2 separate regions of the Homo sapiens genome follow, and region 1 is linked to region 2. Evidence: chromatin contacts called from ENCODE Hi-C or POLR2A ChIA-PET data. All regions are on one chromosome and are shown on one strand. The core of a region is the stretch at or near the end of the contact, and the rest is flanking DNA. Distances in the headings are between cores, read along the strand shown. Region 1 holds the start of HMG20B (high mobility group 20B). Region 2 overlaps NFIC (nuclear factor I C).

What was found. Hi-C counts contacts between places; a loop is a spot of excess contacts on that map. ChIA-PET counts read pairs that join two places held with the same protein, here RNA polymerase II (POLR2A). Pooled maps may share reads with other maps.
Region 1: a loop to region 2 is called in a pooled map, with 3 times the contacts of the local background. The contact joins the promoter of HMG20B here to the enhancer-like site in region 2. A Hi-C loop is called at or near these places in 2 of 50 pooled maps. POLR2A ChIA-PET finds 5 or more read pairs at or near these places in 2 of 52 experiments (B cell and activated CD4-positive, alpha-beta T cell).

What each region holds. Positions count from the first base shown.
Region 1 is chr19:3,570,952-3,574,193 of GRCh38, reverse strand. It overlaps HMG20B (high mobility group 20B), which reads right to left and starts at 1,250. Exons shown (of 10, transcript NM_006339.3): 1 at 1,200-1,250; 2 at 847-902; 3 at 394-502. The coding sequence starts at 884. LOC124904618 (a long non-coding RNA gene) reads left to right here and starts at 377. Exons shown (of 2, transcript XR_007067101.1): 1 at 377-1,649; 2 at 2,539-3,242. RefSeq lists silencers at 984-1,073, 1,094-1,143, 1,164-1,303 and enhancers at 1,484-1,573, 1,468-2,035, 2,036-2,604.
Region 2 is chr19:3,449,540-3,452,885 of GRCh38, reverse strand. It overlaps NFIC (nuclear factor I C), which reads right to left. Exons shown (of 11, transcript NM_001245002.2): 8 at 220-404. Among named protein-coding and RNA genes, the nearest start is that of SMIM24, 29 kb to the left of the region's middle. Within about 2 kb of position 1,850, at least 22 of the 41 ENCODE cell types and tissues checked have a DNase peak (open chromatin) inside an H3K27ac peak, as active enhancers do.

The sequences.
Region 1 (3,242 bases), core at 1-2,500, 120 kb before region 2:
CCAGGGGTGAGGGGATCTGAGGAACTATGGGCCGAGGTTTGAGTACAGGGTTGGCGTTGACTTCGGTTGTGGGCGTGGCCTCTGCTTGGTGGGCGTGGTTTTCTGCTGGAGAACGGGCCCACAGGACCAAGGGGAGGGTGCCGCCCCCAAGGAGTGGAAGTGGGCGGGACCTTAGAGTGGGCAGAGCTGGCATTGTGCGGTGGGCGGGGCCTGGACTTAGAGTGGCAGAGGACCTGTCAGGGGCGTGGCAGCTGGCACGGGGCGGGGTCTCAGCTTCCAGAGGAAAATGGGCTGTGGGCGGAGCCACAAGCAATTCAAATCCAGCCTGGGGCGGGGCTTCGAGGCTGGGGCGGGAGCCCGGGGCCTCCCCCAGCTCAGCGCAGGGACTCTCACCTCCTCCTCGTGGGACCCCTTCTCGCCCGCGCGTGGACCCTCGCCGCGCTCTTGCTTGACAGTCACCACGAAGCCCCCATGCTGGCCCGGAGCCTTGCCGCCCGCCGGCCTGGAGCCAAGGATACCGCGGTCAGCCCCGTCCCAAGAATCTCCCCTCCCCCAAAAGCCCACCCCAGGGCGTTTTGACCCCCGACGGCGGGGCTGCAGCGAGAGTGCATGAGCCCGAGGAGGCAGGGTCTGATGGGGTCAGTATCCGGGGAAGGTGGGACAAGCGGGGCTCCTGGGAGGGACTGGAGGCCGAGGTGGGGGGTGCAGAATTGGGTGGAGGGAGAAGCCCCCTGACCCAGGTGGGGGAGTCAAGACTCCGGCGGGAGGGACTGGGTCAGGGGTTCAGGAGCTAGGGCTGCAGCCGGGAAAGTAGCGAGGGCGTGGGGAGGGGATCAGTGCACTCACGCGGCGGCCGCGCCGGGCTGCTTGGGGCCGTGGGACATGGCCGCTCCGGGCCGGACCTGGAACACGGACGCGGGCGGAGGTGAGTAGCGCCCGGGCTGCCCGATGGCAGACCGCGAACTGGGGTACCCCGCGATGGAGAGCCCCGGGATGCCGGGCCCGGAGCGCTGGGGGGGCCGGATCCAGGGGCAGGGAAGTCCTCGAGGGCGGGCGCCCCAAGAATCCTTTGTTGGGCGATTGCCCCCCCCGGGAGGCCTGGGCCGGTTTCCCCCGGGCCAGGAAAGACCCCGGCCCGGCCCTGGGACCCCTGCACCCCCGCCCCCTCTCAGGGCCCGGAGTTCCGCGGCTGTTTTCACCTCCAAAGAAACTTTCCCGGACCTCCCGACTGCGCGACGCTCCAACCAACCGCCCGCAGCCCGCCCCCGTCGGCCGCCCCGCCCCTCCCCGCCCCCGGCATGCTAATGAAGGCCTCGGCGAACGGTCCCATTGGGTGAGACCTTCCCCCCGGGCGAGCCCATGCAGATACCGATCGGCGCGCCGGCCGGCGATTGGTTGGGGAGGTTGCTGAGTCGCGTGGGAGGTTGGTAAGGAAGGCTGCGGGCGGTGCGTCAAGTTCGGCTGCGCTCGGCCGCGCTCGGGACCAATCGGGAGCGAGTGGCGGACTTGCCGGGCGGAGCCTCTTAAAGGGCCAGTAGGAGAGGCGCGGACTCCTCCTCCCTCTCTGAAGGCAAGACTCCCAGCCGCTGCCGGATGGGGCGACCGGCGGATCCGGGTCGGGCCCCGCCCCGGTTGCCATGGGGACGGAGGTGGGTTGCTAGGGTTAAGGTCCTGCGAGGCAGTCCCCAGCCCTAGGCAAGGTGGGACCTGTTCTTAACATCCTGCAAAACCTAGCGGAGAAGTTTCCTATGTATTTACTCAGTTTAGAGCCCCCGACGTCCGGATCCGAGGGCTTCTGGCCATAGGGGCTGCTCTCCCTCTGGGGTCTCGGCTTTCCCCCCTGTGCAACGGGGACATCACACGATATCCAGGACAGAGAGACTGGGATGCTGGGAAGCTGAGAACTGGGTGTGGGTCAGGCAGGGGGTGGGGTTGGGAGCTGGGCTGGAAGTGTTTGGGGAAAGATGGTGGTGAAGGGAGATGGCAAGGACTTCGTGAGGATGGGTCAGGAGGCTCCGCTCTGGTGGATCAGGGACCTCCCAGCAGCAGTCTAGGCTTCTGGCCCAAGTTGGGGCTGCTCACCTCCTCTTTTGTTTTTGAGACGGAGTCTCACCCTGTCGTCCAGGGTGGAGTGCAGTGGCTGGATCTCGGCTCACTGCAACCTCTGCCTCCCGGGTTCAAGCAATTCTCTGCCTCACCCTCCCGAGTAGCTGGGATTACACGCGCCTGCCACCACGCCCGGCTAATTTTTGTATTTTTAGTAGAGACAGGGTTTCACCATCTTGGCCAGGCTGGTCTTGAACTCCTGACCTCGTGATCCACCCGCCTCGGCCTCCCAAAGTGGTGGGATTACAGACGTGAGCCCCCACGCCCGGCCCACTTCCTCTTCCTCAAGTCCGCTTAAATGTCACTTGCTCAGCCAGGCCTTCTCTGATTTTTTTTTTGCCTCCATAAGTCGGCTTCTCCCTGTGGCCTGCCTGTTTGGTTCACAGCATTGCCCATGGTGGATGCTCAATACACATTCATTGAATCCTTCAGATGTCTAGGAGGCAGATGCAGCTGCTTTGGAAAACAGACTGGCATTTCCTCAAAGGGTTAAATAAATGTGGAATCACCATGCAATTCAGCAGTTCACTCCTAGGAATATACTCCAGACAACTGAAAACAGGTGTTCAAACAAAAGCGTGTACACAAGCGTCGGTAGCAGCGTGATTCATAATAGCCAAAAAGTGAAAACAACTCAAACGTCTGCTAATGATGCATGGATCGATGACGGGATATATCCTTACAACAGAATATTATCCGCCATGGGCCGGGCGCAGTGGCTCACGCCTGTAATCCCAGCACTTTGGGAGGCAGGCGGATCACTTGAGGTCAGGAGTTCGAGACCAGCCTGGCCAACATGGTGAAACTCCAGTTCTATTAAAAATACAAAAACTAGCCAGGCGTGGTGGTGCACGCCTGTAATCCCAGCTACATGGGAGGCTGAGGCAGGAGGATCCCATGAACTGGGAGGCAGAGGTTGCAGTGAGCCAAGATTGTGCCACTGCACTCCAGCCTGGGCAACAGAGCAAGACTACGTCTCAAAAAAAAAAAAAAAGAATATTATCAGCCATAAAAAAAAGGAGCGAGTCTCTGACACAAGTCACAGCATGGATGTACCTAGAAGACATCACACTCAGTGAGAGACGCCAGACACAAAGGTCACACAGTGTGTGATCAGAATGTTCAGGAAAGGCCCA
Region 2 (3,346 bases), core at 601-3,100:
CCCACAGGGTGCGACATGATGCGCCCGAAACCCTGACATCCGAAAGCATCTCAATTCTGACCCAATCCAGCTGCCTCCCAGCACGACAGAGGAGGGGACTTCAGAGCCAAGTCCTCAAGACCCTTTTAAGCAGAGGTTGTGCCTTCGTGTGAGCACGTGGCCCCCGGGAGGTCACCTGGAGCCGCCAGGAGAGGCCCGAATGCGCCCCGCCCAACTCACCGGTCCAGGTTGCTGGCTGGCTGGGTCGCAGGCCAGCGAGACAAGATCTTTGAGCGGGTCCTGGGGGTTGAGATGAGGTGGGTAGCGGATGGCCGTGTGGGGGAAGTAGGTGGAGGCCGTCTGGGGTAGGATGGACGTCGTAGGGAAATGCAGAGCGGAGGACGGGTGTGGGCTCCGGGCGATCCCTGCGGAGACAGTGGGAAGCGGGGGTTACTTGGGGGCTCCAGCCGGTCTGCTCTGTGACCGTGTGACTGTGTGTCTGTGGGTGTCATTCCTGCCGGCATCTCAGTGCGTTTAGTAACAATAACCACCAAAAAAACCCAGCAGCACTGACCACATTGACACCCAAATTCCCCGACTCCCACGGCAACCCCACTGGGGCTGTGATATTATCCTTGTGTTTTAATTTAATTTTTTAGTTTTGTAGAGGTGGGGGTCTTGCTATGTTGCCCAGGCAGGTCTCGAACTCCTGGGCTCAAGCGATCCTCCCTCCTAGGCCTCCCAAAGTGCGGGGATTACAGGTGTAACCCACTGAGCCTGGTCTTTTTTTTTTTTTTTTTTTTTTGAGACAGTCACCCAGGCTGGAGTGCAGTGGTATGACCTCAGCTCACTGCAACCTCCACCTCCTGGGTTCAAGCAATTCTGCCTCAGCCTCCCGAGTAGCTGGGATTACAAGTGCACGCCGCCATGCCTGGCTAACTTTTGTATTTTTAGTAGAGATGGGGTTTCGCCATGTTGGCCAGGCTGGTCTTGAACTCCTGACCTCAGGTGATCCGCCCACTTTGGCCTCCCAAAGAGCTGGGATTGCAGGCGTGAGCCACTGCACCTGGCCCCGTCTTTTTTTTTTTTTTTTTAAACAGAGGATGACAGGGTGGCCTTCAGGGGATGTGTCACCTGCCTGGGGCCACACGGCATCAGATGGCAGACCGGGAATTTGAACCCAGCCCATCTGGCCCCACAGTCTACACTATAAATCTAGGGTTGGCAAGCTCTTTCTGCAAATGGCTGAATAGTGATCTTTTTTTTTTTTTTTTAAGAGATAGAATCTCGCTTTGTCACCCAGGCTGGAGTGCAGGGGCATGATCATGGCTCACTACAGCCTTGACCTCCTGACCTCAGGTGATCCTCCTGCCTCGGCCTGAGTAGCACGGACTGCCGGCGTGTGCCACCACGCCTGGTTAATTTTTTGTATTTTTAGTAGAGATGGGGTTTCATCATGTTGCCCAAGCTGGTCTCAAACTCCTGGACTCAAGCAATCCACCCACCTCAGCCTCCCAAAGTGCTGGGATTGCAGGCATGAGCCACTGTGCCCGGCCTAATTCCAGCACATAAAGAAATTCCGTCTCCATCAGCCGTCACTCCTCACCTCCTCCCCCAGCCCCAGCACCCATACATCCCCTTCCTGCCTCTGTGGCTGGCCCTGTCCTGGACATTTCATAGAAATGAGATCACATGCTGTGTGGCCTTTTTGTCTGGCTTCTCTTACTGAGCATGACGTCCTCAAGGTGGCCTGCGTCAGAGCCTCGTGCGTTTTCATGGCTGAGTCATATTCTATTGTGGTGCCTGCCTTTTCCTCTTTCTAAACAGTTCAGTGATTTTTAGTATTTTCACTATTTATAGCAGTCACTCCCTCATCTCCACAGCCTCTGGCCAGATAGTAAATATTTTTGGCTTTTGGCCACGTGGTCTCTGCTGTAATTACTCAGCCCTGCCAAGACAGGGTGAGAGCTGCCACAGGACATATACAAAGACGTGGTCGTGGCTGTTTGCCAATAAAACTTTATTCGTAAGAACAGGCAACCAGGGGGCCAGCGTTTGCTGACCCCTGGCCCAAATGGCTGCTTTGATTTGGGACTGCCTCTCTGTGTGCATGACTGTGTAAAGAACTAAATAGTTGATCACTAGAACATGGGGTGGTAAGCAATATTTGAGGCTTCCTACAATTCACCCCCCTTAATCCCAATGGCAACCATGGAAGGTGATTTTTTGTTTGTTCTGTTTTGTTTTTTTTTGAGATGGAGTCTTGCTCTGTTGCCCAGGCTGGAGTGCAATGGCACAATCTTGGCTCACTGCAGCCTCCGCCTCCCGGGTTCAAGAAATTCTTGTGCCTCAGCCTCCTGAGTAGCTGGGATCACAGGCATGCATCACCACACCGAGCTAATTTTTGTATTTTAGTAGAAACGAGATTTCACCATGTTGTCCAGGCTGGTCTTGAACTCCTGACCTCAGGTGATCCGCCTGCCTCGGCCTCCCAAAGTGCTGGGATTACAGGTGTGAACCACTGTGCCTGGCCGAGATGGAGATGTCTCTTTTTTTTTTTTTGAGATGGAGTCTCGCTCTGTCACCCAGGCTGGAGTGCACTGGCACGATCTTGGCTCACTGCAAGCTCCGCCTCCCGGGTTCACGCCATTCTCCTGCCTCAGCCTCCCAAGTAGCTGGGACTACAGGCGCCTGCCACCACGCCCGGATAATTTTTTGTATTTTTAGTAGAGACGGGGTTTCACCATGTTAGCCAGGATGGTCTCAATCTCCTGACCTCGTAATCCGCCCGCCTTGAAATCCCAAAGTGCTGGGATTACAGGCGTGAGCCACTTGCACTTAGCCTTTTTTTGGAGACAGGGTCTTGCTCTGTCGCCCAGGTTGGAGTGCAATGGCGTGAACTCGCCTCACCGCAACCTCTGCCTCCTGGGTTCAAGCGATTCTCCTGCCTCAGCCTCCCAAGTAGCTGGGACTACAGGCGCATACCACCACACTCGGCTAATTTTTGTATTTTTAGTAGACAAGGGGTTTCACCATGTTGGCCAGGCTGGTCTTGAACTCCTGACCTTGTGATCTGCCTGCCTCGGCCTCTCAAAGTGCTAGAATTACAGGCATGAGCCACCAAGCCTAGCTTTTTTTTTTTTTTTTGAGATGGAATCTTACTCTGTTGCCCAGGCTGGAGTGCAGTGGTGTGATCTCTGCTCACTGCAACTTCTACCTCCCGGGTTCAAGCAATTCTCCTGCCTCAGCCTCCCCAGTAGCTGGGACTACAGGTGCGTGCCACCACGCCTGGCTAATTTTTGTATTTTTAGTAGAGATGGGGTTTCACCATGTTGGCCAGGCTGGTCTCAAACTCCTGACCTCAGAT